Linked DNA regions of Homo sapiens: all the other regions are linked to region 1. Evidence: read pairs that join two places in POLR2A ChIA-PET (ENCODE). Cell type or tissue: MCF 10A. All regions are shown on one strand. Links, peaks and the distances in the headings refer to the core of each region. The heading gives the core; the rest is flanking DNA.

What was found. Peaks named below come from ENCODE experiments on the same cell type or tissue, not always from the same donor. Only the 100,000 strongest peaks of a DNase experiment are listed, where the experiment ranks them.
Region 2: POLR2A ChIA-PET joins it to region 1 with 19 read pairs; 3 of 35 experiments call an interaction of 5 or more read pairs at or near these places.
Region 3: POLR2A ChIA-PET joins it to region 1 with 11 read pairs; 5 of 35 experiments call an interaction of 5 or more read pairs at or near these places.

Annotation. Positions count from the first base shown.
Region 1 is chr1:241,605,706-241,616,362 of GRCh38, forward strand. The region is part of intron 1 of OPN3 (opsin 3); the gene reads right to left. Among named protein-coding and RNA genes, the nearest start is that of CHML, 29 kb to the right of the region's middle. In MCF 10A, for the core only: a CTCF peak has its summit at 5,496 (motif pointing right); DNase peaks (open chromatin) are centred at 3,126, 4,546, 5,516 and 7,086.
Region 2 is chr1:241,683,645-241,694,301 of GRCh38, forward strand. It overlaps WDR64 (WD repeat domain 64), which reads left to right. Exons shown (of 28, transcript NM_001367482.1): 7 at 1-57; 8 at 3,817-3,951. All of the region lies in intron 1 of LOC124904603 (a long non-coding RNA gene), which reads right to left. Among named protein-coding and RNA genes, the nearest start is that of WDR64, 37 kb to the left of the region's middle. In MCF 10A, for the core only: no CTCF peak of the experiment used is centred there; a DNase peak (open chromatin) is centred at 5,457.
Region 3 is chr1:241,710,559-241,721,215 of GRCh38, forward strand. WDR64 (WD repeat domain 64) reads left to right here. Exons shown (of 28, transcript NM_001367482.1): 9 at 1,244-1,323. The region is part of intron 1 of LOC124904603 (a long non-coding RNA gene); the gene reads right to left. Among named protein-coding and RNA genes, the nearest start is that of WDR64, 64 kb to the left of the region's middle. In MCF 10A, for the core only: no CTCF peak of the experiment used is centred there; DNase peaks (open chromatin) are centred at 3,963 and 5,603.

The DNA.
Region 1 (10,657 bases), core at 1,713-9,712:
TTGCACACAAGGCAGAAACACATTCCAGGAAGAGTGAAGAAATATGTACCAGAGCATGGAGACGTAAAAGGACACCAAGGGGTCTATAAACGATGATTCAAAGATGTCAGGGCTCACAGGAGATGGAAAGAGAAATTTAGAGAGAGCCACATTGACAAAGGCTTTTAACTTCTAGCTAACGTTTGTGTTATTTTAATTTTTTTTATTTTTTAACCTTTTCCTCTATGAAATAGTAAATTATGAATCTGTTACTCTCTTGTCCTTTTACATCATTAGATTCCCCTTTTCCTCCTCCTCCTTTTTCTTCAGTAGTGAATGCTCATTCTGGCAGTAGTAGAGAATGTAAAACACGATTGGAGGCCATGGAAACCAACTTGAAGGCTATTGCAACAGCAGGCAAGACATGATGGGACCTCAGCTAGGATGACATTAAAAGGCATGAACAACAAAGTCTGGATTCCAGAAACATTTAGCAACTGGTATCAACAGAATCTATCTGCTTATCGAATGTGAGGCGTGAGGGGCGAGAGGAGTTAAAAGTAACTTTGAGGTTTTTGGCTGGGCACGGTGGCTTATACCTGTAATCTCAGCACTTTGAGAGGCCGAGGCGGGTGGATCACCTGAGGTCAGGGGTTTAAGACCAGCCTGGCCAACATGGCGAAACCCTGTCTCTACTAAAAATACAAAATATTAGCTGGGCGCGGTGGCAGAAGCCTGTAATCCTGGCTACTTGGGAGGCTGAGGCAGGAAAATTGTATGAACCAGGGAGGTGGAGGTTGCAGTGAGCCGAGTTCGTGCCATTGCACTCCAGCCTGGGCAACAAGAGTGAGACTCTGATTCAAAATAAATAAATAAATAAATAAATAAATAAATAAATAAATAAAATAAATAAAATAACTTGGAGGTTTCTAACCTGCCTAAGGAATAGCGAGTGATTACATGAACTGAAGTAAAAACCACAAGGTGTATGAACAGATGTGGGGAAGACAATAAAATCGTGAGCTTCCTGGAGCATAAATATTTGTTGAATGAGTGGACGCAGAGAGACTGAAAGAAAAGCAGTTCAAATGAAGAATGAAAATAAGACTGGTCTCCTGAGAAGTAAGGGAGAAAAGGGTGTGGGTGGCAAACGGGTTAAGAGGCCTGGAGGCAAGTCCCAGCTCCCCACGAAATAGCTCTGTAACTTTCAGCAAATCAAACAATCTCTTTTTGTTTTCATAAAATTGAAAATCCCTTCATATTTTAACATTTCACGATTCTGCAATTAATAAGAATGAAATACAGAGGTGCTGGACTCAGAAAGCAATTGGTATAACATAGTTAATATTCATTTATACCATGACAGGTTTGTTCTTCTGTGGGAGTTGGAGGGTGGGGAGCAATATTATTCCCAGTGTCTCACACACATGGCATCCAATAAATGTTCTTTGAATTAATAAGCGAAATTTACTAAATACTCAAGTGACCGGAAGAAGATTGGGTTTTGGAATCAAGTGGAAGAAAATACTTCAGAGAATAATGGTATAAGGCTGGGCGTGGTGGCTCACACCTATAATCTCAACACTTTGGGAGGCTGAGGTGGGCAGACCACCTGAGGTCAGGAGTTCAAGACCAGCCTGGCCAACGTGGTGAAAACCTGTCTCTACTAAAAATACAAAAATTAGACAGGCATGGTGGCATGCATCTGTAATCCCAGCTACTCGGAGGCTGAGACAGGAGAACTGCTTGAACCTCGGAGACAGAGGTTGCAGTGAGCTGAGATTGTGCCACTGCACTCCAGCCTGGGCGATGGAGCAAGACTCCATCAAAAGACAGACAGACAGACAGACAGAGAGCAAGAAGGAAGGAAGGAAGGAAGAAAGAAAGAAAGAAAAGAAAGAAAGAAAGGAAGAAAGAGAGAAAGGAGGGAAGGAAGGAAGAAAAAGAAAAAGGAAGAAAGAAGAAAGAAGAAAGAAAGAAAGAAAAAGGAAGAAAGAGAGAAAGGAGGGAAGGAAGGAAGGAAGAGAAAGAAAGAGGAAGAGAAAGGAGGGAAGGAAGGAAGGAAGAAAGAAAGAGAAAGGAGGGAAGGAAGGAAGAAAGGAAGGAAGGGAAAAGGAAAGAAAAAGAAAGAAAGTAATGATATAATAGCAAATATAGCAAATAATGGATTTAATTCAAATCACAGTAGTGATTATTGGGACAATGAAAGTATCAAGGTAGATGACTTTCATATTCAGAAGTCTATTTTTACCTTATTAAATTTTTATCTAAAAAGTGATATTATCCTTTCTTTACCTGATTAGATTCCTAGAAAAAAAAATCTAAAAACCTAAAGAAAATGACATAAGTTGACGCTAATGAAATACTGTTGGTTTTACGTAGTTTACAAACTTTCTTATTAAGTATAATGGTATTTACTTTTATAACTGCCTTTATGTGTTAAAACATAGTTTGGCACTCAACTTTTAGTTGATTTACATTGAATACGATTTAGTCTTTCATAGGCAAGAAAACTCAGTACAAATAATTGCACTGTTGTAAATTAGTAAATTTCAATGTACCTTAGAGAGGAATAAATGAGTTCTTATGGTGAAAGCAATAAGCTGGTAAAATAAGCTGGTATGAGCATATCATGTTCATATATTCATTCATTCATTTAGTCATTACTTATTGCTTGTGATGTTTCAGTCACTGTGCTAGAAAATAAATATAAAGAGGTGAGTGAAACCAACCCTCATGGCCTTAAGGTCCAGTGGGTAAGAGAGACAATAAAAAAACAAATCAAACAAGCAAATCAGTGCAGTGCTATGAAGAATAGAGAGTGCAGGGATAGAGGATAATGTGAGGCATGGTGGGAAGGACACAGAAAGGGACGCAGCTGCTATTGGCAGGCTGTCAGGAAAAGACCCATTGCACTCAGAGCTGAAGTATGAAAAATCCCAGCCTTGTGATAAGTCAGGGTGCAAGAGGTTAGTAACACTTTCCTTCTGGTTATTTTGGTCAAAGAGACTTTAACATTTACTAATATCGTTTTTGATCAAGCCTGTGTCTTAGCAAGCACAATGAGTTTCAGGTGCCTGATTTCAGCTGTTATGTACCATGACATGTTAGTACAGATCTAGCAAACCTTGTATTTCCCAAGTCCTCCCTGATAGCATGAGCATATAACTGAGTGGCAGCATGAGTCAGACTGACTTAGTCTTCGAGGGTAACCCAACTGAAATGATCTAATCTACATCTTCCTTGCAAAATATGCAGCCCTTCTCCCATCAATGCTTTATTTACTAACAAATTTTGGTCTTGAGTTGGAATTAATTGCTGTATTTTATTTGATTCCCACAACACTCCACCAGGAGGATAAGAATGAAAGGACTGTCTTACAACTACTTTAGACCTTTAACTGATGTTGAGCCTTATTAACGCAAATAAAAACTACATGGTACATGAGCAGATATGAGGAAGACAACCAAATTCTACTTCAAATGGTGCATCCATTTCCGTGAACACTGAAAAGCAATGGGAATGATGAGTGCTGCAAACTGGGTGCCGGTTATGCACCAGGTCCCATGATCATCACTCCACATATGATATGCACTCTTTTGGAAAGAAGGTCTGTGGCTCCAAGGGTTAAGGAATTGATGTCTCCACCAACAGGTGGTGGAGACAGTTTTGAGAACCCAAGACTTACTCCAAATCCTGTGATTTTGTCTTAATACCACCTGCCGCCACTAAAGGGTGACTTCTACCTCTCCACAAATTCTACCAGTGGTAAAGTGATGTCTGTGCCTTCGCTGCAAAGCTGCAGATGGATCAGGTATGTGCCTATCACTGTGCTGAGTAGGTCTTTTGGAGAAACCAGAGACATGTGGTCCTACCCTCAAGAAGACTGCAATACTGTATTTTTATATCACACACAACATTACAGAACAATGTAAGATGATATGTGATCATATGTCAAAGTTATGGTGCAAAAACAAACCAGAAAAAGTAAAATCCCAGTGGACTACTGGCTTCATTCAGAGATAAAGCTTAAGTTGGGTCATAAAAGATGGAATAGGTGTTAAGGAACAGAAAGGAATGAAATGGGCATTTCTAGCTGAAGCCTCCTTGAATTATTGCAAGAGTGCCTTGGACTCTGGGGTGTGGAGCCAGGACCAAGAGGTGGGAAGGTCAGTCACTACAGGGGATGGCGCAAAGCTGATCTGCCTTCCATGGCTGTCCATGGTCCACAGCAGGGATAGTCCATCTTTTTCTTACTGTTTTCCCTAATAGAATTTTGAAAAACTATGTATACAACCATATTTAAACTGTGACATCTACATTTTTTGTCTTAAGTTTAAAGAATTGTGTAATATAAACATTTCAAAATTGGAACCATTGGAAAGGGCTTATGTACCCCCCAGCGGTTTTGAAGACAGCGGTCTGTAAAATCAAATCTCGTTGGCATATCATTAGGCTTTGCCTAAGCTTGCTGCAACGGGATACACACCATGCCCAGGCTGCAAACTGCCCGGCATGTTCACTCAGAGCTGGCAGCTTTGATACTGCTGTTCCTTCTGCCTGAATTGCTGCCAAAGATCTCACAGTCTGGAGAAGACAGATGTGTAAACAAACAATTACAGGAATGTGATAAGAGTTAAACAAAGCTGTGTCGGGGAGCTGGAGAATGCAATGGAGGAAGTACTTATCTCTGCCTGGGGAAACACTGGGGAAGGTTTTAAGGGAAAGCAACATTTGAATTGATGAACAGGAGAATTTTATCAAGTTGACAAGAGTGAGGATATTTCAAGGCCAAGGATACAGTATGTATAAAAGCACAGAAGTGAAAATATATATTTAAATGTCTACTCTGTGCATCAGTTTGAGTCAAATAGTTCTTTCCGGTATAACTTAATGATTATACACTCATTTGCAATATTTATCAACAAACACATGTCATACACATACTGTGTGTCAGGCACTGTGCTAGACAATAAGAAAAAAAGATGAATTATAAACAGAGAAGTAAACTACTATAAAACAATGTGATAAATTCAGTAATAGAGACATATGTTTGAGGCCAAAAGTCCTGTATTCAATTCCAGTTTTCTCCATATTACCTAATGAATGTCGTCTGACTTCAGATCAATTTCATTTTTTTTCACATAATTACTCTGTGACCATGGGAAAATTAATTAACATCCCAGAATCTCAATTTGCTCACCAGTAAAACTGAGATAATAGTACCAAAATGCTGTCTCATCGTGTGGGTGTGTGGCTGTATTAAATGAGAATATACATGTTTAGTAAAGTGGTAATGCGTAAGGTATTATTATTATTACTGAATAGTTGAATATCTTGGAGCTAAATTGCTTTAAGTAGTAGAAAGTGGGTGGAAGGCATGGGAGTGGACAGGGCTCTGGAGGTTAAATATCAATACAACTCTGGAGCTTAAATATTAATACAAGGTGTGTTTATCAATATACAACTACCCAATAATACAGTTATTTTCTCACTTTGGCCACTAGATGGCCACATTGAATAGCTTATTTATAGTTCAAGTATCTAGACTGGGGTAAGCAAGTTCACACTAAACAGAAGAGCGTGCTTCAAAAAAGGCCATGACCGAGACCTGTCAATCCTTATCTGTTGTATGAAAAGGTTACTATGACGAAACCCATGCCTTCAAGGAGCACATAATCCAGAGAAGGAGGTAGAAGGAGAAACTCTGCCTATAGTGGGAGGAGGAACACCCAACTCAGGGTATTTTCTGTGGGAAGCAGGTACCACCTGAGTGAGTCTTAAAGATTAAGCACACTTTAACAAGGCCAAAAAAAAAAAAAAAAAAATGATGGGGAAGTGAAGTGACAGCCAATCCTCTTATCCTATTCCAGGAAGAGAAAACAGCTTATGTAAATACATGGAGATCTGACAGAGCTTGCACCATTTAGGTGCCTGCAAATAATTCAAAATGGTAGGACGGAGTTCTAAACAGAGAATGAAAAGACTAAGGACTCTCCTAGAAAACCCTTAAATGCCATGCGTGGAGCTTGGAATGTGTCCCGAGGGCTCTGAGGAGCCATTAAGCTGTTTTTGTTCACTTCCATTACAATACAATTCTAGAGAATTTTATTTTCTTTTGATTTTGCTTTTGGAGGTTTTCCTTATGGGAAGTTCCCTTGGGCTGCAATGAGGAAAATGGATTGTGAGCCAAGCCTGGTTCTAGGGAAACCTAGTGGAGAAATATGGTTACTGTGATAAGGAATGAAACTGATGCAGTGGCACTAGGGAAGGAGAGACGAGGAAGGTCCACCATATTTAAGGAAGTTAATCTTTGTTGGCTGTGGGAATGAATGAAGAAGAATCAAAGCAAGTCTTGGGTTACTGGTTTGTTATAATTAATAGCTGATGTTGCATTGACTTAGAAAAGAAATGGGAGAGAAGTAAATTTGGAAGTGAAGATGATTAGGGGATAACTTATGTCATCATAGATTCTCTGGATCATTTTGAACAATATCTGGATGGACTGTGTTTCAAATTCTCTACCTATAAAATGGGGCAACTGTAAATACCTGTCTTGTGGTCTTCAGAGTTGGCTGGGTGAATGAGCACACAGTAAAATCTTCCAAACTAAGTGGATGCATTTTTCTCAAATTAATGAAAATTTTGCTCACTCAAAAATATATCAATTTGTAGAAATTTAAAAAGATGCAGTTTAACTATTTTTGTTCACAGATAGTAATGGAAACAAAACTCTACGAAGATTGCTTAATAAAGATACTACTTTACTAAGTAGTGGTCTTTATGAGACCATCCCTAGAAGCTTTATAAAATTAATCAAGGAAAAAAGGACAAGGGGAATGTAAAATAAACCAAGCCTGTGGTACATTCAGCATGGATTATGAGGTCAGCTTGCTCTCTGACCTGCTTCCTCATAGCTGTTTGCCTCTTGTCCCAGAATCACGTAGACCCTGTGACAAAATTATAGTTCCCCTTAACTGCTCTATGGATAACAGCTTGAACATTATATAATGTTAAGTTTTCCATTTGAGATATTCTTTCAGGTCCTACGTACCAGTGAAACTACTGACATCAGCTTGCCTGAAGGATCCCACGAGAAGCTGACTCACCAAAGAATGCAGTTTCCACATCCTGATGATTTCATCCTCCGTAACCCAACCAATCAATGACCCCAATTCCCATCCTCTTTCTCCTCATGGTCCCCTTAAAAATCCCAACCCAGATCTCCTCAGGGAGATGAATTTTAGGGTCTCCTCCATCTCATCGCTCAGCACCCACTCAATCATGGCTGTTACCGTGCAGCGGGCATACCATCCTGTTGCTCCTATAATATCTAGTCATATGAAACAATATTAAAGAAAACCAGTACATTTAATATGCTTGAAAAAGTTTGTTCTTTTAAGCAAGTAACCAATTCTTCTTTGAAATCTTGTTTATATTGCTTATTTGTTGAGAAAGTTTCCTTCCTCCTTTTTATTTAATTAACAATAGTAATTTCAGCCCACTAACACTTATAGAGAGTACTTACTATGAGTCAGGGACTGTTCTAAGCAGTTTGCCTGTGTTATCTCACTTAATCTTCATAACAACTCTGTGAGACATGTAGGAATTATAATTACGATTCCCATTTTACAGATGAAGAAACTGAGGCAATAATGGTTTAGTCATTTGCCAAGGTCACAAGCTAAAAAATAAAAGAGCCAAGACTCGAATCACACAGTCTGCTTCCAAAGTCCATGCTGTGCTATACTTGTTTTCTAATTCTTCTTTGAGAATTATCAAAAATTTTATATTAGTGATGTAGAGTCTCTATAGAAAGCATATTTAATCCATTGTCTGCTACGTATGTTCTGTAACCATGTCTAACTTTGATATCAGAAGAAGTCATTTTTTTAAACTCAATATTCTTAAATTGAAGAATTTTAGAGAAAATGAAAGACTACCTTCATTTGAATAATATCTCTCAGCTGTTAGAATGAGTGATTTCCATTTGACCAATAAAAGCAGTTTGCTAGAACAACCAAAGTGGTAGTTGGTTTTTATTATACATGTTTTCCACATCAGGATGTGGAAACTGCATTCTATTAAATTTTCATGTTCAGTAGTCTTCATATTTCGTGCACAATGACTCAGTTTCAAAGGAAACCCAGCACAACATCAAAATTAAAACCCTTTCTGTGGGTTAAAAAATTAAGATTTCAGGTCCGGTGTGGTGGCTCATGCCTGTAATCCCAGCACTTTGGGAGGCCAAGGCAGGCAGATCACCTGAGGTCAGGAGTTTGAGACCAGCCTGGCCAACATGGTGAAACCCTGTTTCTACTAAAAATACAAAAATTAGCCAGGCTTGGTGGTGCGCACCTGTAGTCCCAGCTACTTGGGAGGCTGAAGCAGGAGAATCGCTGGAATCCATGAGGTGGAGGTTGCAGTCAGCCGAGATCATGCCAATGCACTCCAGCCTGGGCAACAGAGTGAGACTCCGTCTCAAAATTAAAAAAAAAAATTATGATTTCAGGTAATCAACTTATATAGAAATGTATTTCTGACCATTGTGTGTCATAGCTACCCAAATGCTTGCAGTGCATTTAAAACTGAGAGGCCCCTTAAGAGAGGGCCAGTGAACTACCAGAAGAGAACGATTGAATGAGGCAGGCCACATGCTGTGGTCTGTGGCTAGCTGCTCACAGTTTAAAATGCTGCACTGTTGTTTCCATTGTGCTCACTCATGCTATCCTTCACTGGTATTTCACATGCATTGCATTTTTTTTCTATTAAATTTAGTGACTTTTTAAAAAATAGGGTACACGGGGCAAATAGTTGCCATAGTTGTTAAAACATACGGACATTTTTCACCATAAGCATCTCCTCCTAGGCTACGCTGGGCACCTGTGCAGTAGCTTGGAAATCGTGCCAGGCTTACCTCCCCTCTGTTATCTTTGGTTCTTTTAATATCAGCTCCCCTTGTTCTCTGACCATTCTGGCTTCAAACTTGGCTTCTTTTCTGCCTATAGTCCCATTTGGACAGATATCCTAGCCTTAGGCTTTTCTGCCTACAGTCCCATTCGGACAGATATCCTAGCCTTAGGCTTTTCTGCCCATAGTCCCATTTGGACAGATATCCTAGCCTTAGGCTTTTCTGCCTATAGTCCCGTTTGGACAGATATCCTAGCCTTAGACTTTTTGACTTGCCTCTGATTTGACAAAGCTTTAGGCGTTTGTTTCCCCCCAGTAATTGCTTAAACTCCACAAACCATAACCAAGGAAAAGGAGAGCCCTATCTTGGAATAGGACCTCATTAGAACTTTTTCCACACTTATGCCTCTGCTCGTCAGGAAAGGATATTGAACAAGATGGTTAACAATGCAAAAAAGGATCATTATTACACTAAGAGACCCAAGAAATATCCAGTATGACCAGAGTCTATGGGCTGAGTGGGAAAAAAGTTTGAATATAAAGTAACTTCTCTGTGGAATTAATTAAGGTTCAGAAGAATAACAAACATAAGCACAGTGGGGCCAAAGTCTAAAAAAAAAAAAAAAAAAACAGTTGGATGAAAGCACTTAACAGGAACTGAGAATTCTAAATTCTAATCCTAAATCAACTGCACTCATAGAATAAAAGTGTGAAGTGTGGTACCACAGATAAAATGGGAGGCATACGCTTTGTTTCCAACACTTAAAATTATTTCGTGAACACAGCAATCTAGGTTTTATGATAACCTACCACAGTATGCTCAAGAAAACTGCATCAGACTCTGATCCACTTTAGGAACACATTGTTTTGCTTAGTTTTCCCATTCCTCTATCCCCTATCTCGTATTTGCTTTTAAAACCAACAGAAAGCCTTTCTTAGGAAACATTTCTAAATTCATTTCTGTGCCTCATACCATTCCCACTATTCTAGTGCAGGTTCATATTCCGTAAATGACTGCTGTCAGCCATCTATGACTAAATTTCTTTTGTTTGTACAGCCTTTGTCATCCTCCTGGGCACCACATACCAGATTAATCATTGACTGGACTCTATTCGTGTGCCATCCCAGATCTCCGTGACTCCACTCACAAGCTCCTACTCCCAACTGTGTGCCCTATTTGCCTTGCTTCCCAGCAGCGGTGGCTCTATGACTATAGTTACAAAGCTTCAGCTGCTGCCACTGTCACCACCATTGCATACCTGCATGCAGATAGTGCCTTGCTGCACTGGACCCATGGAGGCTCTGGCTTCCCTAGTGGCTGCCTGAAGCTGGCTGATCCAACCTAGAGGCAAACGGACATTAACATCTCATGGAGCAGAGTTGGACCAATGGCCAAGAGACAGGAAGAAGCCAGAGATTAGATTGCTTGCACTCTCCTGTCATGCCATGGGTTGTTTCAAGCTGCGTTAGTATCAGGTGGTCTCTCTGAAGATGTCCTGCAAGACCCAGTGACCAATCGTGGCCAACTCGGTGGTGCATCCTCTCTCTAAGATTTGGCCTCCTCCTTTCCCTGCCTCTTCCTCTATTCCCTTACTTTTGATTCCCTGGGATTATGATCCCCAATAAAGCATTAGCATATATGCTTTGCCTTAGGCTTTATATGCGGGGAACGTGTGCTAAGATAATCATCTTATTACTTTCACAAAGCCCTTTCTGGAATAATGACCTGCAAAGCTCCCTTCGCATAGCATGCTGGCTATTAAGAAAC
Region 2 (10,657 bases), core at 870-8,869, 77 kb after region 1:
GGCAAAATCCAAAAGAAAATTACAAAATCAGGTCTTAGACTCAAAGAACTTTAAAAGGTAAGAGTATCATACAGTTAATTTAATTCTTTTAATAATTATAGTCTTTTGCAAGTAAGCTTTATGGTACAAAGTGAAAAATGAGATTTAAATTACAGAAAATAAGAAATTAAGACAAAATTAAAGTAATATAAACAATTAATTATAGTCATTGTTCATGTATACACACACACACACACACACACACACACACACAGAGTGAAATGCTTCTGGCCTCAAGAAACCATCAGTGTAATAGCTCCTAATTTAAGTGCTATTGACAACTAAAACTTACAGGTACTTGAGTAGATTGAAAAGTTAAATGAAAAAATTAAATCGTGAAAAAAACTATAAAAGATACATGTGACTAGTTACTAGCACTTGAAGATAGGAAAAGTTCTAAATATAAAAGCAATGGATATAGAATTCAAAGAAAAAGTTTGATAGATTTGACTATATACAAAATAAAACCTCTGGACATCAAAAGCTAGTATTTTAAAAGCAAACTGGAATAAATATTTGTGACAAATATGACAGACAATGGGTTGATATTTTTAACAGGTCTTAGAGTTCAATTAAAAGATATAATCCTCCAAGAGAAAAATGAGCAAAGGTCATGAACATGTAATTCACAAACATGTGCACACAGTACAAATGGTCAACAAACATTTCAAAGTGATCATCAGAAAAAAATGCTAACAATAGTTATCCCCAACTGATAATTATCATCTTCCTTATAATTGCAATGTCTTTAAAGTTTTTGAGAAAGGTATGTATTACTTTTATTAGCCGAAAAACCTAAATTTTATATTAAATGGTCTTCCTTATTTATCATAGAAGTACAAGTTAAAATCAGATACAATTTTTCACTTATAAAATCAGAAATGATTAAAAATGGGGAAGACGCTGTGAGCTGGGCATTCTCACATTAGTTGGTGGTAAAAGTATGAGTTGGATCCACCTTTCTGGAAAGAATTTCGGAAGCTGCATCAAGTGCCTTCATAACCATTAATACATTGGGACTTGGTATCCCTATCTTCAAAAATATCAGTATGGTTATCACAGCTTCGCCTTGCCTTGCCTTTCTTTCCTGTTTTGACAGAGTCTCACTCTGTCGCCCAGGCTGGAGTTCAGTGGCGCAGTCTCGGCTCCCTGCAACCTCCGCCTCCCGGGTTCAAGCGATTCTCCTGCCTCAGCCTCCTGAGTAGCTGAGATTACAGGCACGTGCCACCAACGCCAGGCTAATTTTTGTATTTTTAGTAGCAACGGGGTTTCACCATGTTGGTCAGGCTGGTCTCAAACTCCTGACTTTGTGATCTGCCCGCCTCGGCCTCCCAAAGTGCTGGTATTATAGGCTTGAGCCACCGTGCCTGGCCCACAGCATTATTTCTGATGGTAAATTATCTAGTGTCCAATAAAAGGGGAATGGTTACTTTAGATATTAATCATTTACATAAATAATTCAGATATATAAATATATAATATAAACATAAATGATATATATTTATATATAAAATACATTTTTTGTCTGACACCTAAAATACATTCAGATTTCAAGGATGTTCAGTAAATCATAGTATAACCATATGTCATGCACCCATTTAATTGTTTTAAAAAATATTTAATGGCATGAAAAGTGTTTATGACATAATGTCAAGTAAAAATTATTTATCTTTCAACAGATGAATTTGGGGGATAAAAAAATTTTAATTTAATTAATTTTTTATGTATATATGAATCCAGTCTTATAAATGTGTATATGTGTGTGTATTTCTACTTAGAAAAATATTGAGTATAAGTATCCAAAACTTTAATAAATAATTTCTATAGGACTTCAAAGAGGTGATTTTTAAAATTTTATTTGTTTTCTAAATTTTGTACAATGAACATTTTTTCCTTATAAAGACATTAAAAAATGGATTATACTTTGTTATTATGTAACAAATACTTTATCCCAGAGTTAGAATATGCAATTAAAAGCTCATTACAACTGATACTACGTGGAATTAAGACTAGTCCCATTGCTGGAGCCCTAAGAATGGTACAATAAAATTTACTGGCTCCATTTTCCATCCTTCACATATAAGCAGTATTACTTAGTCCCAACAAAGAATTAGACCTGATGGAGGACTTCCCCAATCTGTGATGTGCTGCTCTATATACTATTAAGCATTTCATTCTAGTTATGCTAGGCTTTTAGAATAGATGCTGAGACATGAATCTGCTTTTTATTAATATGTGTGCCACCTGTCAGAAAATTCCATGGCTCATTTTTCAATCCCAATCCCTGTTTTCATTAGATAGATATGTGAAAAATGAGATTTAGAAGTCTGAGGAAGTTAAGGAATCTGGGTACAGTTAAATGAATGCTAATTCATGTTGGTTCTTGTGGTTATTATATTCATGTAGATGATTTAATCATGCAGATGATTTAAATCATTCAAGACTACGGTGTATATATAGGCTGAGTGTTGCGGCATTTTCTTACACCAAGAGATCTTCAAACCTCACCAGAATGACAAGTATTAAGGCCAAAGAGTTAATTAAATTCTGGAGCTATCATACAAGTTTTCCTGCAGCTGACATCCACAGAATTCATTCTTGTTGAATGGGTGGATATGGGGGTAGTAAACACTGATATGCAAACCATTATACAAATTAAAGAAAGAAGTAGCCAGGATCCAGAGTTCAAACATATCTGGCATGAGAATAGAAAGCTCCCTCCCCACTCTGTTTAATGTCATATTGTAGAACTTTCATGCCTTGAGCTGTAAACATTTCTATTCCTCAACTAGAATTTAAGCAACTTGGTGACAAGAATTTTTACCTTAATCATCCTTGTGTCCTTAGTACCTGGGATGCAGTAGGTGTTCAATAGATGTGAATGAGGAGACAAATAAGCCATTAAATATTGGTAAATATAACACCATGAAGACAGAATTTTGAGGCAGAGGTTTTGTCTGTAACCTTAAGCCCCACATTCAAATGTTTTGTGAACTGATGGCCAACACTCTGACAAGGAATATTATCACTATCCCCCACTCAGCTTCACCAGTGATCTCAGATTTTACATTGCCCAGTACTTCAGTTTGAAAAGTACTAATGGAAAATATATTTTCAGATGGATTGATTCAAATAAGATATAAAAGAATATGAAGCATACTGCTCCATTTGGATCATTAGAAATTTTCTAGTAAAATAAAATCAATAGTGCCATTATTGAATTGGGATTCTTCTAGATTGTTCTTTTAATTCTGAATTCACAGCTCAAATTTTGAAGAGTCTTTTAAAGTTACTTTTCCATTTTAAGTATGCTTGATTATAAATAAACAGTTAAAAGTGGGCCAGGTGCAATGGCTCATGCCTGTAACCCCAGTACTTTGGGAGGCCGAGGCAGGCAGATCACCTGAGGTCAGGAGTTCGAGACCAGCCTAGCCAACATTATGAAACCCCGTCTCTACTAAAAATACAAAATTAGCTGGGCATGGAGGTGCACACCTGTAATCCCAGTTACTCGGGAGGCTGAGGCAAGAGAATTGCTTGAACCCAGGAGGCAGAGGTTGCAGTGAGCCGAGATCGCACCACTGCACACTCCAGCCTAGGCGAGAGAGCAAGACTCCATCTAAAAAAAAAAAAAAAAAGGTGTTATAATGCATTGGGCTGTATTCTACATTTGGGTTTAGTACAATTCAGTTACAGTCAAAGTAAATTGCTGAATAGAAACATATTATACGTTTGTGTGTCTAACATAAATCTCCCCTGCCTTTTCTTAATCCCCAGTGTTAAAAGGAAGCTACATAATGACTGGGTTATGAAAATTAGATATATTTCAGCCCTAAATTGTTTTGGATCCTGCTCCTTAGACAGTAATCATTCATTAGTTTTGGAATCCTTGAAGAGACTCGAGGATAATTTGTAAGTATAGTAATTTATATACATGAACAGTCTGTGAATTTCAAGCTTTTTACAATGATAAAACCATGACAGCTTTGAAACTTTCAAACTGGCTTTAAAAAAATCGGACATTAACTATTCCATTTGTTTGGGAAGGTTAATTAGATTTCTCAGGAAGAAATTGAAGCCACTTATGCAAATTTGAACATGACGTGTCCTAACATCAACTGTGCCCATTTGTTGTTTATTTCTATCATCTACTGAAATTAATCAATACGAGTGCATCTATAACATATTTCAAAATATAGTTCTGTTGGTAAAATTTTATAATTTTAAAATCATTCTTACAGGTCAGTTGGCTAACCAAGAGCTTGTGAGTATGATCTGTAGACCAGTAATCATGTTTCATGTGTAATATACAAGTTGGCATCCTCATAGAAAGGTTCATTTGAATATTGTCTTATTTTCAATCTGGTTAAATATGTATTAATAACTAGAAAACCGATATTGTATCTTAATTTGGGGTTTTAAAATTGCATTGAGATGTATGCTACAACATGAATGAATATCAAAAACATTAAGCTGAATAACAGACGCCAGACAAAAAGACTGCATATGGTATGATTCCATCTATATGTAATATCAAAAAAAGGGCACATTTATAGACACAGAAAGTACATCAGTGGTTGCCTAGGACTGGTGGTAGAAGCAGGGATCCCACATGGGCACAAGGGGACTTTCTTGGGTGATGAAAATGTTCTAAACTTATTGTGGCGACTGTTGATTGTTACACAATTCTCTAAATTTACTAAAAATTATTGAGTTGTACGCTTACAATGAGTGAATTTTATGATATGCAAATGTTATGATACCTATTGGGGTATTACATACCCTAATAAAGATGTCTCAGAAAAGCTCATCGAGACTCCTGGCTGCCTTCCAGTCTGGCATGTAAAGAGCTTGGAAGTTGCCATTCCATCCTAACAAGTAAAAATGTAACAAACTAAAAAATAAATAATTTTTCTTAGATCCATCAGAGAAGTAAGGTCACAAGGCAGTTTTGTTGCCCCCACATTGGAGAGACAGAGGGGCAAACACTGGGAATCACAACTTACTGGAGCAGAAATTCATGGGCAGGAACCCCCTGAATAACCAGTATAGGGCAGGAAAACCTAAATTGTAATGGACAAGTGCTCAGCATGGACAATTTTAGAGTTAAAAATTCCAGGGGTGCCCAGTCATAGGGGCCCCTATGCTTTTGTGAGTTTTACTTCCAGGAGTTCAACAGATTCTTAAAGTGAGTATCAGTGAAAAATTCTCTCTTACTTCTGGCGGAGGGGAAGGAAAAGGCACCATTTTGAAACGTGCCAGAACATGTTGTTCTTTCCAAGGTATGCCCTCAAGAGAAACTATGTTATCAGAGTCTAAGCTATTGGAACTTTGTCAGGGAATAACTCACAGAGGGAAGGAAAACATCCACTCTAACCTCTGGTCGCACCTAAGAGGGAGGGTGAGGAAGACTGACAAGCACTTGTGAAATTCGCAATCCAGACACACAGGCTCATCAAAAGAAGGAGACTTACTCACAGGATTCACCTTCCCCCACAGCTTACTGACATGTTACTAATGGCCTATTTATAGCAGTTCCCTTTACCCAGTAAATCATGTCCAGCTATCAAGAAAAAAATTACAAGGCATACTAAAAGGCACAAAACAGATTGTCAGAGTGATCAAAAAAACAAGACCCAACTATATGCTGTCTATGAGAAACACACTTTAAATATAAAGACACATATAGGCTAAAAATAAAAAGATGCAGAAAGATATACTATGCTAAAACTTATCAAAAGAAAGCAGAAGAAGCTATGCTAGTTTTATATAGAACAGATATCAGTGCAAGGAAAATTGTCAGGGATAAAGAAGGGCATTACATAATGATAAAGGGGTCAATTCTTAAAGATGCTCTGACAATCCTTAATGCAGATGCACCTAACAACAGAGCATCAAAATTAATGAGGCAAAAACTACAACTCCAAGAGACAGAACAAGCATCAGAATCAGATGCAGACATGGCAAGGAGGTTGGAATTATCAGAATGGGAATGTAAGACAACTACAATTAACAGGCTAAGGGCTCGGATAAAGCAGGCAGCAGACAAGAACAGACGGGCATTGTAAACAGAGAGATGAAAATTCTAAGAATAAAAAGTTCTAAAGATCAAAAACACTGATAGAAATGAGTAACGCCTTTGATGGGCTCATTAGTATACCGGACGTAGCTGAGGAAAGAATTTATAGAAGATTCAAAAACAGAAAGCAAAGAGGAAAAAAACTGAAAAAACAAAACAAAACAAAAAAAACCATAGGATATCCAAAAACTGTGGGCAACTGTGAAAAGTGTAACATATGTGTGATGAGAACACCAGAAGAAGAAAGGGAGAAAGGAAGAAAAGGTACATTTGAAGTAATGACTAAGAATGTCCACAAATTAAAATGAGACACCAAACCCCAGATCCAGTAATATCAGAAAGCACCAAGAAGGATAAATGCCAAAAAATAACTATACCTAGGCATATCATGTTCAAACAGCAGAAAAGTAAACATAAAGAAAAAAACTGGCTGGGCGCAGTGGCTCACACCTGTAATCCCAGGACTTTGGGAGGCCAAGGTGGGTGCATCACAAGGTCAGGAGTTAGAGATCAGCCTGACCAACATGGTAAAACCCCGTCTCTACTAAAAATACAAAAATTAGCTGGGCATGGTGGCGCACACCTGTAATCCCAGCTACTCAGGAGGCTGAGGCAGGAGAATTGCTTAAACCTGGGAGGCGGAGGTTGTAGTGAGCCGAGATCACACCACTGCACTCCACCCTGGGCGACAGAGGGAGACTCTGTCAAAAAAAAAACAAAAACTTGAAATGAGCCAGAGGGGAAAAAAACAACTTATCTGTAGAAAAGCAAAGACAAGAATTACTTGTGATTTTTCCTCAGAAATCATAAGCAAGAACAGTTGAGTGAAATATTTAAAGTGTTAGAAGACCTACCAGCCTAGAATTCTGTATACCGTGAAATTAGCCTTTAAAAGTGAAGGAGAAATAAAACTTTCTCGGACAAACAGAAATTGAGGAAATATGCTATCAGTATACCTGCTTTTCAAGAAAGGGTAAAAGAAGTTCTTCAGAGAGAAAGAAAAGCCGTAAGTCAGAAACTTGCATCTATATAAAGAAAAGAACAGCATCAGAGGAAGAAAAAGTAAAGGTAAAATAAAAATTGTTATTTTTGTTATTCTTAACTTTTCTAACAGATAATTTGTTCAAATAATAATGACAGCAATGTATTCAATTATATACACAATATATACACATATAAACATATATGTATGTATATATGGTATATTTGCTATGTGTAAGCAAAATAAATGACAGCAATAATACAAATAATGGAAGGAATTAGGATTTTTGTTTATTTTAATATACTTGTACTGCCTGTGTAGTACAGTGTTACTTGAAAGTGGACTTGGATTAGTTGTAAATGTATATTGCAAATGATAGGTCAACCACGAAAAATTGTTTTTTAAAAAATGTGTAACTTATATTCTAAGAAAATAGAGAAAATGAAATCATGTAAAGTGTTTATTTTAAAACACAAAAGGCAGAAAAAGAGTAAAAGACAAAAATAGAAACAAAGAAAAGCAGCAATTAATAGAAAACAATAACAAATATAGTAGATATTAATCCAACTATGTCAATAATTACTTTAAAAGTCAATGGTCTAAATACAGTAGTTAAGAGACAGAGATTGTCAGAGTGATCACAAAACAAGACCTAACTCTATGTTGTCTATAAGAAACCCACTTTAAATATAATGGCACATATAGATTAAAAGTACAGGGATAGGGTAAGATATACCATGCTAACACTTATCAAAAGAAAACAGGAGTTACTATAAAAACACTTAGCAAAGTAGGAATAGAGGGAACATCATCAACTTGTAAAAAACATCTACAAAAAACCTCCAGTTAACATCATCTATAGTACTGGACAGTTTTCCCACTAAGATCAGGTATAGCATGTTTGCACAATACAAGGTTATTATATACAAGTCAATAACTTTCCTATATCCTAACAATTAACAAGTGGCATTTTAAATTAAAAACATAGGCTGGGCACAGTGGCTCATGCCTGTAATCCCAGCACTTTGGGGGGCCAAGGCGGGCAGATCACCTGTGCTCAGGAGTTCAAGACCAGCCTGGCCAACATGGTGAAACCCTGTCTCTACAAAAATACAGAAATTAGCCAGGCATGATGGTGGGTGCCTATAATCTCAGCTACTTGGGAGACTGAGGTGGGAGAATTGCTTGAACCCAGGAGGCAGAGGTTGCCGTAAGCCGAGATTGTGCCATTGCATTCCAGCCTGGGCAACAGAGCAAGACTCCATCTCAAAAAAATAAAAAAATAAAAAAAAAAAAAAGAAACACAATGCCATCTACATTCGCATTTGAGAATGAAATACTTAGGTATAAGTCTAACAAAATATGCAAGATCCAAATGAGGACAACCACAAAACTCCAATTAAAGAAATCAAGGAATTAAATGAAGAGATATTCCACGTTCATGAATAGAAGACTCACTATTGTCAAGATACCAGTTTTTCCCAACTTGATATGTAGAGTCAATGCGATCTCACCCAAAATTCAGGAAGTTATTTTGTGAATCTTGACAAGTTCATTTTAACATTTATATGGAAAAGCAAAAGGTCTTGAGTATTCATCACAATAATGAAGAGGAAGAAACAAATCATAGGACTGACAAGTCAAGACATAAAGCTATAGTAATAAAGATAGTGCGGTATTGTAAAACAATGGAAAAAATAGATCAACAAAGCAGAAATAGACCCACATAAATATAGTCAACAGATCTTTGACAAAGGAGCAAAGGGAATACAATGGAGCAAGATATTCTTTTTAACAAATGGTTCTAGAACAAAGAAATAATTGATGAGCTGTACTTCATTAAAATTGAAACCTTCTGCTCTGCAAAAGACTCTGCCAAGAGAATGAGAAGACAAGACACAGACTGGAAGGAAGTATTTGCAAAAGACATATCTGATAAAGGACTGTTATCCAAAATATACAAAAAATTATTTCAACTTTATAATAAGTAAACCAACAACCCAATTGAAAAATAAACAAAAGATCTGAATAAATACTAAGATACACAGATGGGAAATAAGCATAAGAAAGGATGCAAAACACTTTAAGTCATGAAGGAAATGTAAATTAAAATAAGATACCAGTACATACATATTAGAGTGGTCAAAATCCAGAACACTAACACCACCAAATGCTGGTGGGGTGTGGAGCAAAAGGGACTCTCATTCATTGCTGATGGGAATGCAAAATGGTGCAGTGACTTTAGAATTCCGCTTGACCGTTTCTTAAGAAAATGAAACATACCCTTACTACATGATCCAGCAGTCATACTACTTGGTATTTACCCAAAGAAGTTGAAAACGTATATTCACACAAAAATCTGTACATGGATGTTCATAGCAGCTTTATTCATTATTGCCAAAACTTGGGGGCAACAAAGAAATCTTCAGTAGCTGAATGGATACACAGACTCTGGTAATCCAGATGATGGAATATTAGTCAGTGCTAAAAGGAAATGAGCTATCAAGCCATAAAAAGACATGGAGGACCCTTAAATGCATATTACTAAGTTAAAGAAGCCAAACTGAAAAGGCTACATACTGTATGATTCCAATTATACGACATTCTGGAAAATGTAAAACTGTGGAGACAGTAAAAAGATCAGTGGTTTCCAGGGCTTTGAGGGGAGGGAGGGAGCATAGAGAATTTTAGGGCACTGAAACTACTTTGTATGATACTGTAATGGGGGATAATGTCATTACACATGTATCAAAACCTATGGAGTGTACAACACCAATTGTGAACCCTAATGTAAACTATGGACTTTGGTTTATAATCTTGTGTCCATTATTATAACCAATGTAGCACTGTGGTGTGGGATTTTGATTTCGGGAGAGACTGTGCATGTGTGGGGACAGGGAGTATGTGGGAAATCTCTGTGCCTTCCCCTCAGTTCTGCTGTGAATCTAAAACTGTTCTGAAAAATAAAATCTAGTTTAAAAATGTGCTGAGCTACAAACAAGAATCTGACTTGTTGCAACAACAACAGCCATATTATTCGGATTTAGCCTTAAGGATGAGCATAAACCTATCTAAAAAAAAGATTGGTTAAAACATATAACCCTTCTCTGGTGATTTAATTCCATTCTTAAAAATTTATTTTCAAAACCCTAATAAATTTTTCTGAATTTCAGCTTTTTAATCTAAAAAATGGGTGAGTCGAAAGGAGATTGATTGTTAGCTATAGAACTTGGTCTCCTTCCCCACCTTTACATTTAGAGAACAACTAAAAGTAGTACTAGGAAAAATGGTGAGTAGCCTGTCCCCCTAACAAAATGCATGATGTCCTTTAGGTGCTCTTGAGCTGTTTAAATGAAATTCATACAAAAAAAAAAGAGTCACAAAAAATAGCCTCTGCATATACAGACTTAGAATTCCTTTAAATTCTGAGGTTTTAAATTTAAGCAATGAAATAACAGAATTAGAAATTTAATGGAAGAACAGCATATCACATCTCTAAGATGTGACTTTTTCTAAGATGTGATTTTCTTGAAAATTGTAGACTTCATGAAAGATAC
Region 3 (10,657 bases), core at 1,368-9,367, 100 kb after region 1:
AAGGCCTAAGAAAGTTACATTTAAGCTGACACCCAAAGGAGGATGGTTGTTAGTGGGGCTGGGGTCTGGGAGACAAACATCTTTGGCCTGTGCAAAAGCTCTTGAGGACAGAAAGAGCTCAGTATGTCCAGAAGGGAGGCTGATGAGAGAGTATAGCTGGAGTAGAATCCAGCACAGGGGCAAGAGGAGGGCATGGGGTGAGCCTGGAAGGGCGATAGGGATCACTCAGGGCCAGGCCAGCCAGGTAAAAGAAATGAAGTCTTCTTAGAGCACCAGGGAGCCACAGGAGAGAAGTGATGTGATCTAATTCATATTTTACAAGGGTCACTCTGTCTGCAGCACGACAATGGGATTTGGGTTGGGAATGAGGAAAGAAGAATGGGCAATAGTGGAAGCAGGCCAGGCGCGTGGCTCACGCCTGTAGTCCCTGCACTTTGGGAGGCTGAAGCAGGTGGATCACCTGAGGTCGGGAGTTTGAGACCAGCCTGTCCAACATGGTTAAACACTATCTCTGCTAAAAATACAAAAATTACCTGGGTGTGGTGGCACATGCCTGTAATCCCAGCTACTCAGGAGGCTGAGGCAGGAAAATTGCTTGAACCTGGGAGACAGAGGTTACAGTGAGCCAAGATTGTGCCACTGCACTCCAGCCTGGGTGACAAAACGAGACCTTGTCTCAAAAAAAAAAAAAAAATAGTAGAAGCAGAGAAATTACCAGTTTATTGCAGTAGTTCTGGTGAGAGAGGATGGAGAGTTCAACCAAGATACTGCAGTGGGAGTGGGAAGAAGTGGTCAGATTTCAGGTATATTTCAGAGGAAAAATTAACAGGACTTGACAGCAGATTGGATGTGGCTGGTGAGCAAAGGAGAAGTGTCCAAAAGGGTTCCTGGCATTATGTGCTACCCAACAGACTCACTTAACCACCCAATACCCTTTCCGGATTAAGACCTTATAACAGGTCGGCCCATCCTCACCACAAGCAAAACCACAAACCCAGCATGGAGGGCTGGATTTTCTTTTAAACAGGAACAATACAAAGTACTACGCGAATATCACCACATAATGGAGTAAGTAGATTCTTACTGTTAATTACGACTTAATCATTACTTGTAATACGGCCTGGGGGCAAATGGATTTACAACCAACTTAGAAATGAGCCTATCAAACATAATCTATTTATAAGTCAGAATTAACTTGATAAAGAAAAATATATATGTTTTCCATCTAATTTGTGTTTTCCAGGCCTGTCAGAGAGTTTTCCATGCCAAGAGGAGCCAACACTTTTTGCTACTGTGTTAAGGCAAATGTGATTGTCACTGGAGGTGAGAGGGCGGTTCACATTACATAGGGGTTTTCTACTTTGCAAACATCGTTCTCTTCGAGTTTTGGTGCTAGGAAGAACACATTAGGGAATTTACAAATTTGTATCAAGTCAAATCTGTTTGTCTTTTTCTTTCTGGCGTCTGGATTTGATAACATACTTAGAAAAGCCTTCTTCAGCCCAAGAGTGTGTGAGAGAAATTTTCCTGTATTTTACTAGAATTTGTTCTTACTGTTTTGTTTTCTGTTTTACCTTTAGAGCTTTAATCCATCTGGAGCTTATTTTATGTGTGAGAGCATGAGTTCCTAGGTCTCCCAGGAGACCTGGAGCCCCCGGCACTTATGTGTGTGCGTGTGCCTTTTTCTGGAGAAAAATTTCAAAATTTCATCAAATCCTCCAGAGGAGATCATGACCAAAAAGGTCAAGAGCCAATGGTTTAGAGTTAACAGATGAGAAGACCAGGAAGACAATCTTGAAGAATACCAACATTTAAGGGATAGGTTAGGTAGAAAATAACAAAAAAGGTTATCTGCTAAGAGGAAGGAAAAAGGTAACACAATAAGTTTTGTCGGGGGAAGGTAGGGGACTGAAATGATCTTTGAGACTCAGACTCCTTATTTATAATACTGGGGTTTTAATATCCATAGGATGGCCTTGAGCCTGGGCCCTGGAGTCAGACTGTATGGGTACAACTCCTGGCTCTCTCACTTGCGAGCTGTGTGGTGGGCAGGCTATTCATTCCTTTAAGCTCCAATCTCATTTGTAAGTGGAGTTGATAATAGTACCTACCCATAATGTTATTATAGGAATTAAACTGACTGGGCTCCATGGTTTACACCTGTAATCTCAGCACTTTGGGAGGCCGAGGCAGGAGGATTGCTTGAGCCTAGGAGTTCAAGACTGCCCTAGGCAACATGAAAAGACTGCTAGTCTCAGCTACTCAAGAGGCTGAGGCAGAGGATCACGTGAGCCCAGGAGGTTGAGGCTGCAGTGAGCCATGTTTGTGCTACTGCACTCCAGCCTAGGCAACAGCAAGAGCCTGTCTCAAAACAACAACAACAACAATAGCAACAAAACTAAACTAATTCAAAGTCCTCAATACAAATTTGTTATTAATAATACAAACAATAAGAAAATAACACCTGGACAGGCGCAGTGGCTCGCACCAATAATCCCGGCACTTTGGGAGGCTGAGACAGGAGGATCGCTTGAGCCCAGGAGCTCAAGACTAGCCTGGGCAATACAGTAAGACCTTGTCTCTACAAAAAAAAAAAATTAAAAATTAGCTGAGCATTTGGTGTGTACCTGTAGCCCTAGCTACTAGAGAGGCTGAGGTGTGAGTATTGCTGGAACCCAGGATGTTGAGGCTGCAGTGAGCCGTGACTGTGCCACTGCACTCCATCCTGGATGACAGAGCAAGACCCTGTCTCAAAAAGAAAGGACGAAGGAAGGAAGGAAGGGAGGGAGGGAGGGAGGGACAGAGGGAGGGAGGAAGGGAAGGAAAGGAAGGAAGGAAGGGAGGGAGGGAGGAAGGGAAGGAAGGGAAGGAAGGAAGGGAAGGAAAGAAAGGAAGGAAAGGAAGGAAGGAAAGAAAGGAAGGGAAAGAAAGAAGGAACGGAAAGAAAAAAGAAAGAAAGAAAGAGAAAAAGCAAGGAAGGGAGGGAGGGAGGGAGGGAGGAAGGATGCCTACTTCATAGGATGGTGTTTGAGATTGATTGAGATAATTTATGCTTGGTGCATAATAGGTTCTCAATAAATATTAATCCTCTCTGTTTAAACACATTGGCAAAATCACTTTGGCAAAGGTGGAGGTTTTGTTGGGATAAAATGAAATTTGCGATTCTAGTTAGGAGACTGTTAGAGAAGACATGAGTCAGATGGAGAGGGTCTGAATTACTGTAGGTGCTATTATTTAAAAAAAGAAAGACTCGACCTCAAAGACATGGGAAATTAATTATTCATAAGACTTGGAGATGCAATGCTTTTGGGGATTAGTAAGAGAAATCAACCAGCTCCACGTTTGTATGGTGGGAGAAATGAAAGAGTAGCAATTGTGTTGATAGTTGTACAGAAATTAGGAAGTGGGTGCTTACCTGGGGAAGAAGAACAAAAGAAAGCTCAATTGTGAACTTAAATGTCAAGTGTTGATTGGACATTCAAGAGAAGATTCCTTTTGGTGACAGGAAAAGATCTGGTTGGAGATGAATGATGTCAGGGCTCCCTAGGCTACCTGGATCTGGGAGAAGATGAGCTCCCAGAGGTTCCTCAAGGAGGCCAGGGTGGCCTTGTAAAAGACAGAAGGCATGTAGGCTTGCAAGACTTAAATGAGCAAAACAGAAACACAAACAAACATCAAGAAAGTGGCCTACATTGCAAACCCAAACTTTAAAAAGGGAAGAAACAATAAATATTTTTTTAAAAAAGAAGAAAACTCTGTCATCAAGAAAAAAATCAATAAATACATCATTGGCAAAAGAGTTTACAGCAAAAATATCTATTAAAGGAGCCATGATGTTTAATGAGTAAGTGCTATTGGCTCTGTCTATCATAAGATTTTTTCAAATTTCTCACTCTCAAACATACACAGCAGGCGGTTTGGTTTCCTATCTAAAGTGTCCTGCCTAATCCCTGAAGTGCCTATATTGCTAAATATAAAGACAGCTGAGCTCCTATTTCATGGCTGGGGAATCTCCCCTAAGGGCATAAAGTTAATTTTTTTTTCAAGTACACTGTGCATTCAAAATTTATATTTAAATCTATGCTCAGCTCTGGGCCTTCTATAACACTAAACTGAAATTAGCTTATGGTTCCAACAGTATTACAAAGATAATATAGTAGCCTATTGGCAAGCACAACAAATAAAAACAATGCACTAGAAGTTAGAATAGCTGGGTTTAGCCATCGCCTGGCCAATCACCAACTCTGATTTTTCAGCAATCACTTAATTGCTCCCTTTTGCTCATTTTCCTTATCTGGTGAAAATGAGGAAGTGGGACTAAATACATTTCAAGATCCCTCTGAGCCTAAAATACTGTGATTCTATTTTTTAAAGAACTGCCTGTTCACAGGGAGATAAACTAAAAATGTCCTTTGGAAAATTTGGAACCCAGTTTGCCAATTAGATGCTACTCAATATATAATTACAGCTTTGTGCACTCAGAAATACCAAAACATTAATTGTCCACAAACCTCTAAGACTCAAGTGAGGACATGAAGAAAAGAAAGGAAGGCATATGGATAAGAAGTCTGTAAAGAAGTGTGTGGGAGTCATGGCTTGGGTAGGGAGCAAGTTTCTTGATACTTGGTAGTGATGATTCTAAGAAAAACAGGAATCCAAGTCTCTCAACCAAACTAATTACAGTTATTTAAAGATCTCCATACTGAAGTCTAGAAGACATCAAGAAACAAATGCTAGAATCAGAAAAAGAAGTGGGATACTTTCAGAAAAAGACGTGGGTTACTTATATCCCAACTGCTTGATCCCCATTGCTCCTTCCTGAGTTAATGACTGTCTTGGCTTATTACTTCCAACGGAAATGGGCACAGTTTTTGGTTTGGATCACACATCAGAAGGAGGATGCAAGAGATGAGGGAGGGAGAGCCCCTTGGTGTGAGAGATAAAGCAGCAAACATGTTTGAGAATCAAACTGCAATGAATCCTCCTGTCGCCGTTGCATGTCTTTAGTTAGGCAAAAATATTAGCCCTCTTCCTCTTTCAATGCAAACCCTGCACATGAAACCCTTTGAAAAAGCAGTACGTAAATATATGGCTAATGTGAAATTTGATTCTAAAATCTGATTGTCACATTATGCTGTCACATTAATCTTAACCAACTCCTCTTCACAGCTCTTTGCCCTCACACACAAAAGAATACAAAATGTTAAGAACTGACCAGTTTTTATAGGCTTTGTAATCTTAGTATTTTAATCATTTCTGGGGGAAAAATGTGTTTGGTAAAGTTTTAGGACTTAAACCACTTCAGTGTTTTTGGATTAAGTCATTTGACTCTCATTAACCTCAGTGTTCATTATATTATAAGACCCTCATCTACAGCTTGAAAACGTGTTTATTATAGGTTTTCTAGCTCTCTCACCAAGGGAAGAAAACACTTAGTAGTATGACCGACAAGCAACTAATACTTTTCATCATGCATAATTTATTGAATTGTCACAGTTATGGAGCCTCTATTAGTAGAAAATGCAAATTCCCAGTAACTGAAAACACATTTTTCTCAGGAGAGTACTCTTGTTGATTAGTGACTCAGCCAAGCACCATTGCTAAATGTACGGTATGTACCCGCTGACGACTCAAAATATACAATAAAAGCAGCTTTGCTAGGCATAGCTGAATGTGTTAAATGTGCAGGGACATTTGATGAGCTTCAAAAAAGCACAAGCTTTTGCAGGAAAAAAAAAAAAGCCAAACCAGGACAGAGTGTTTACCAAGAAAACCTAAAAATTTCCTGAGCATTATTTTGGTGACCATCAAGAATATTTTTGCTGAACAGTGTTTGCACTAGCCTTTTAGGAATTAAGTTCTTAGTATGGAAGATTCAGAGTAGGAACACAATTACCTCCCAAAAAGATATTTTGGGGGCTCTGCATGCATTTTTTTCATGTTTTGTTCAACAAATATTTTCTGCACAATTGCTATAGACTAGGCTATTAACCTTATAAAGGTCAGGTTGTATTCCTAACCTGCGAACATTTAAAGCCTAATAGTGTAAGACAAGTTTATAGGTAACTACAAAGTATAGCATGAATCAACATATGATGATGATGATGATGATGATGATGGCGATGGTGATAATAATACAGATGAAATAGTATAGGCTTTGAGAGCTTCGCATCTGTCCCTTTCTGCTAATTCTGCCTCCACAAAGCCACCACATATGATTCCATTCCAAGCAACGAAAGCAAGCAGAGCTGGAGGACATCTGTGGAGTAGGCAATAGGGAACCTCCAAAAGATTGGATTTTCTTCACAACGAATAACGGACAAAGCCATTAGTTTAAGAGGCCTAGATATTTCTCAGGTGGCAGATCTCTATTGCATTCTTCTTCGTGTGATATACAAGTCATAGATTTTCTTCTGGGGATATAGCCTATTGCCAGCCTCATCATCCAGGAATGATAATGCCCATTTCAGGGGATGTCCCACCAACATGATGTAAGATCACCTATGGGTGCAAGGCTTAGGTTCTGAACATGTCTGAATAGCATGACACATCTTGACAATTCCCAATGAAAAGCAAATGCAGTCAAGATACTGCATTATTGGAATTAGTCAGTTTGAATCATGTAACTGAATATCTGGTGAGTTTCTTACTACCTATGAAAATTCCAGATTGCCCTCTGCTTTCACTGTAGTGATGTCTCCCTCCGGAGCACATAATCATGAAATTTTAGAGCTGGATGGAGCCTTGAAGATTATAATTTTACATGAGGAAATCGAGACCCCAGACAAGTCGCACAACTAGTTAGCTGGCAGAGCTGAGACTGAATCAGTTCTCTTTGCACCCACTCAGCCCTGTGTTCTTCCTGGACCACAGAAATCTGGTTTACTAGATGCTATCTCTCTCCTGCTTTTTTGTGTGAACTAAGCCCGCTCATCTCATCAAGAGTGATGCACTTAGATGAAGTGACTCACCCAACTGAGAGAAGAATCTGCTAAAGGAAAGAAAATCCTCTCTTTGATATGTGACTTTTATCTAAATTCTGGCTTCACACACGCAGAAAAGAAAAAAAAAAGAAAGAAAAAATAGAAAGCAACAAAAAAACAGGGAATTAACTCTTTATGAGCCATAATATTTATAGTATAAAGACCTATCTTCAGATTTGACATACTCTTTACAAATAGTTGTTTACCCTCTATATCTCCTTACCTTATTGCTACTACTAGATTGTGAACTCTCAAGAGCAGGGATCATATTTCATATATCTGTGTATCAGTTCCTCTCCCCTAAATATAATCTAAATGCATTGTAGGAACTTAGAATAATAGTAATAGTAATTGTTAGTTTACGGTCCAGAAACTGTTCAGTTACACATTTACAACTCCACTCAATCTTCACAATAAAACTATGATGTTAACTTCCATTTATCCTCATTTTATAGGTAAGAAAACTCAGATGCAGAGAGGCAAAGCAACTTACTCAAAGTCATAAAGCTAGTTAAGGGGTAGAGCCAGGTTTCAAATCAAATATGATTCGCTCAAAATACGTGTCCTTAACCACTTCATGAGTGACTCTACAAGCCAACTCATTTACTTAGCAAACATGTATTAAGCACTTACTACTTGCCAAACACTGCTATCAATGAGAACTACTAGGCTCACCAGATAATGGGTAAACAGATAGGTAAACAGACAATTATGAGTGCTGTAAAAGAAAGCTGAAGAAAGCACAGTAAAAACACAGAAGAAGGAGTCTGAACTCCGTTTAGGGCAGAGGAAGGTGATTAGGGAAGGCGCTGCGGAGAGTAATAACCAAACTAAGTCTAAAAGGGTGTAAACCTGGGTCTTCTGAAAAAGTAGACCTTGGGCAGGAACAATATCTAGAATTTCTTTGTATCCTTCACATCTTGCAAAATACTAAGGGCACAAAGGTATCAGAAGAGAAGGGGGAGCATAGATTTAAAAAAATTTCTAAGTGCACAGTTAGCTTCTCAAGAGATTTTTCTCTCTTGCTGTTAATAAGGGCAGCATGAAAGTTTGAAATTTAAGAAAATATTCCATTTCCTCATTAACCACAACCCCTCCAATATCTTGTTTGATGTTTTAGCCAACTTGAGCTGCCTTAACAAAATACCATAAGCAGAAAGGTTTAAGCAACAGAAATTTTCTGGAGGCTAGAAGTGCAGGATCAAGGTGCCAGCATTGTCAGTTTCTGGCGAGAGCTCTCTTCCTGGCTTGTAGACATCTGCCTTCTCTCCATGTTCTCAAATGGCAGGGAGAGAGAGGGGAGAGAGGGTGGGTTGGGGCAGCAGGAGCTGGTGTCTCTTCTAATAAGGACATTAATCCCATCATGAGGGCCCGCCTTCATTACCTCATTGGAACCTAATTATCTCCCAAAGGCCCCCCATTTCCAAACACCATCGTGTTGGGGCTAGGGCTTCAATATATAAATTTGGGAGGGAATGAATTCACTCAATTGCAATTCTTAAGAAATGGAAACCATCAGCTATGCAATGAGTTTTTTTCAGCCTGCCTTTAATAACACTCCAAGAAGTGAGAGCCTCTGAAATGAACAAATGACCTTCCAAAAAAATTAGATGAACATTCAATGAAGATCCATTTTTTTGTTTGAATACATGTTTTTCCCCTCTTTGGGGACTTGATAGTTAAACCTCTGAGCTGTGATTCATCATCCCAACAATGAAGTTATTGAAGTGGTTCAAAAAATATCTTTTGAATTCTTACTATAGATTATATGTGACAGTAAACAACAACAAGTCCTGTCCTCAAGGCACCTGGAGTCTAATAGTGGTCCAGACAAATAATTAACTATGAAGGATGATGGGGATGAAGGAGGCACATAGGTAGGGCACTCAGGTTTGAAGAATATGGAAGTATTCTGGAATATTACTGGAGGAAAAGCTATGCTGAGACTTGATGGATGGATTGGGATACTCGAAGAAGAGAAAAAAGGTAGAGAAAAATACTATGCTTTTTCATGAGGCCCAATAAAATAATCATAGAATTATGGAAGCATCTATCAAATTTGCCTGGTTTATAAATACCCAACTAACAAGTCACCTAATTATCCCTCCATACCTGACATGCCCTTTCAGTGTGGATAATCTATCAAAATAAAAATCCAATATACATCAGGAAATACATCCTAATGGGTGGCCCAATATATAATATCAGATTAACTAGAATTACTATTTTGGGTTTTAAAAATTTATTTATTTTCTTTTTTTCCTTCAAATTTATTTTAAGTTCCAGGGTACATGTGAAGGATGTGCAGGTTTGTTACATAGGTAAACATGTGCCATGGTGGTTTGCTGTACAGATCAACCTATCACCTGGATATTAAGTCCAGCATCCATTAGCTATTCTTCCTGATCCTCTCTCTTCCTCACCACCCAGTGAATGTGAGTTGTTCCCCACCGTGAGTCCATGTGTCCATTCTCAAGGTTCAGCTCCCACTTATAAGTGAGAACATACAGTGTTTGGTTTTCTGTTCCTGTGTTAGTTTGCTGAGGATAACGGCTTCCAGCTCCATCCACATCCTTGCAAAGGACATGATCTTGTTCCTTTTTATGGCTGCACAGTATTTCATGGTGTATATGTACCATATTTTCTTTATCCCATCTATCATCGATGGGTGTTTGGGTTGATTCCATGTCTTTGCTATTGTGAATAGTGTTGCAATTAAGATACGCAGCCATGTATCTTTATAATAGAATGATTTGTATTCCTTTGGGTATATACCCAGTAATGGGATTGCTGGGTCAAATGGTATTTCTGTCCCTAGATATTTGAGGAATCGCTACACTGCCTTCCACAGTGGTTGAACTAATTTACACTCCCACCAACACTGTAAAAGCATTTCTTTTTCTCCGCAACTTTGCCAGCATCTCTTGTTTCTGGACTTTTTAATAATCACCATTCTCACTGGCATGAGATGGTATCTCATTGTGGTTTTGATTTGCATTTCTCCAATGACCAACGATGTTGAGTTTTTTTAATATGTTTTTTGGCCGCATAAATGTCTTCTTTTCAGGAGTATCTGTTCATGTCTTTTGTTCACTTTTTAATGGGGTAGTTTTTGTTCTAGTAAATTTGTTTAAGTTCCTATAGACTCTGGATATTAGATGTTAGTCAGATGGATAGATTGCAAAAATTTTCTCCCATTCTGTAGGTTGTCTGTCCACTCTGATGATAGTTTCTTTTGCTGTGCAGAAGCTCCTTAATTAGATCCCATTTGTCAATTTTTGCTTTTGTTGCCATTGCCTTTGGTGTTTTTGTCATGAAGTCTTTGCCCATGCCTATGTCCTGAATGGTATTGCCTAGATTTTCTTCTAGGTCTTTTATGGTTTTGGGGTTTACATTCAAGTCTTTAAACCATCTTGAGTTAATTTTTGTATAAGGTGTAAGAAAAGAGACCAATTTCAGTTTTCTGCATGTGGCTAGCCAGTTCTCCCAGCACCATTTATTAAATAGGGAATCCTTTCCCCATTGCTTGTTTTGGTCAGGTTTGTTGACAATCAGCTGGTTGTAGATGTGTGGTTTTATTTCTGAGATCTCTATTATGTTCCATTGGTCTATGTGTCTCTTTTCGTACCAGTACCATGCTGTTTTGGTCACAGGAGCTTTGTAGTATAGTTTGA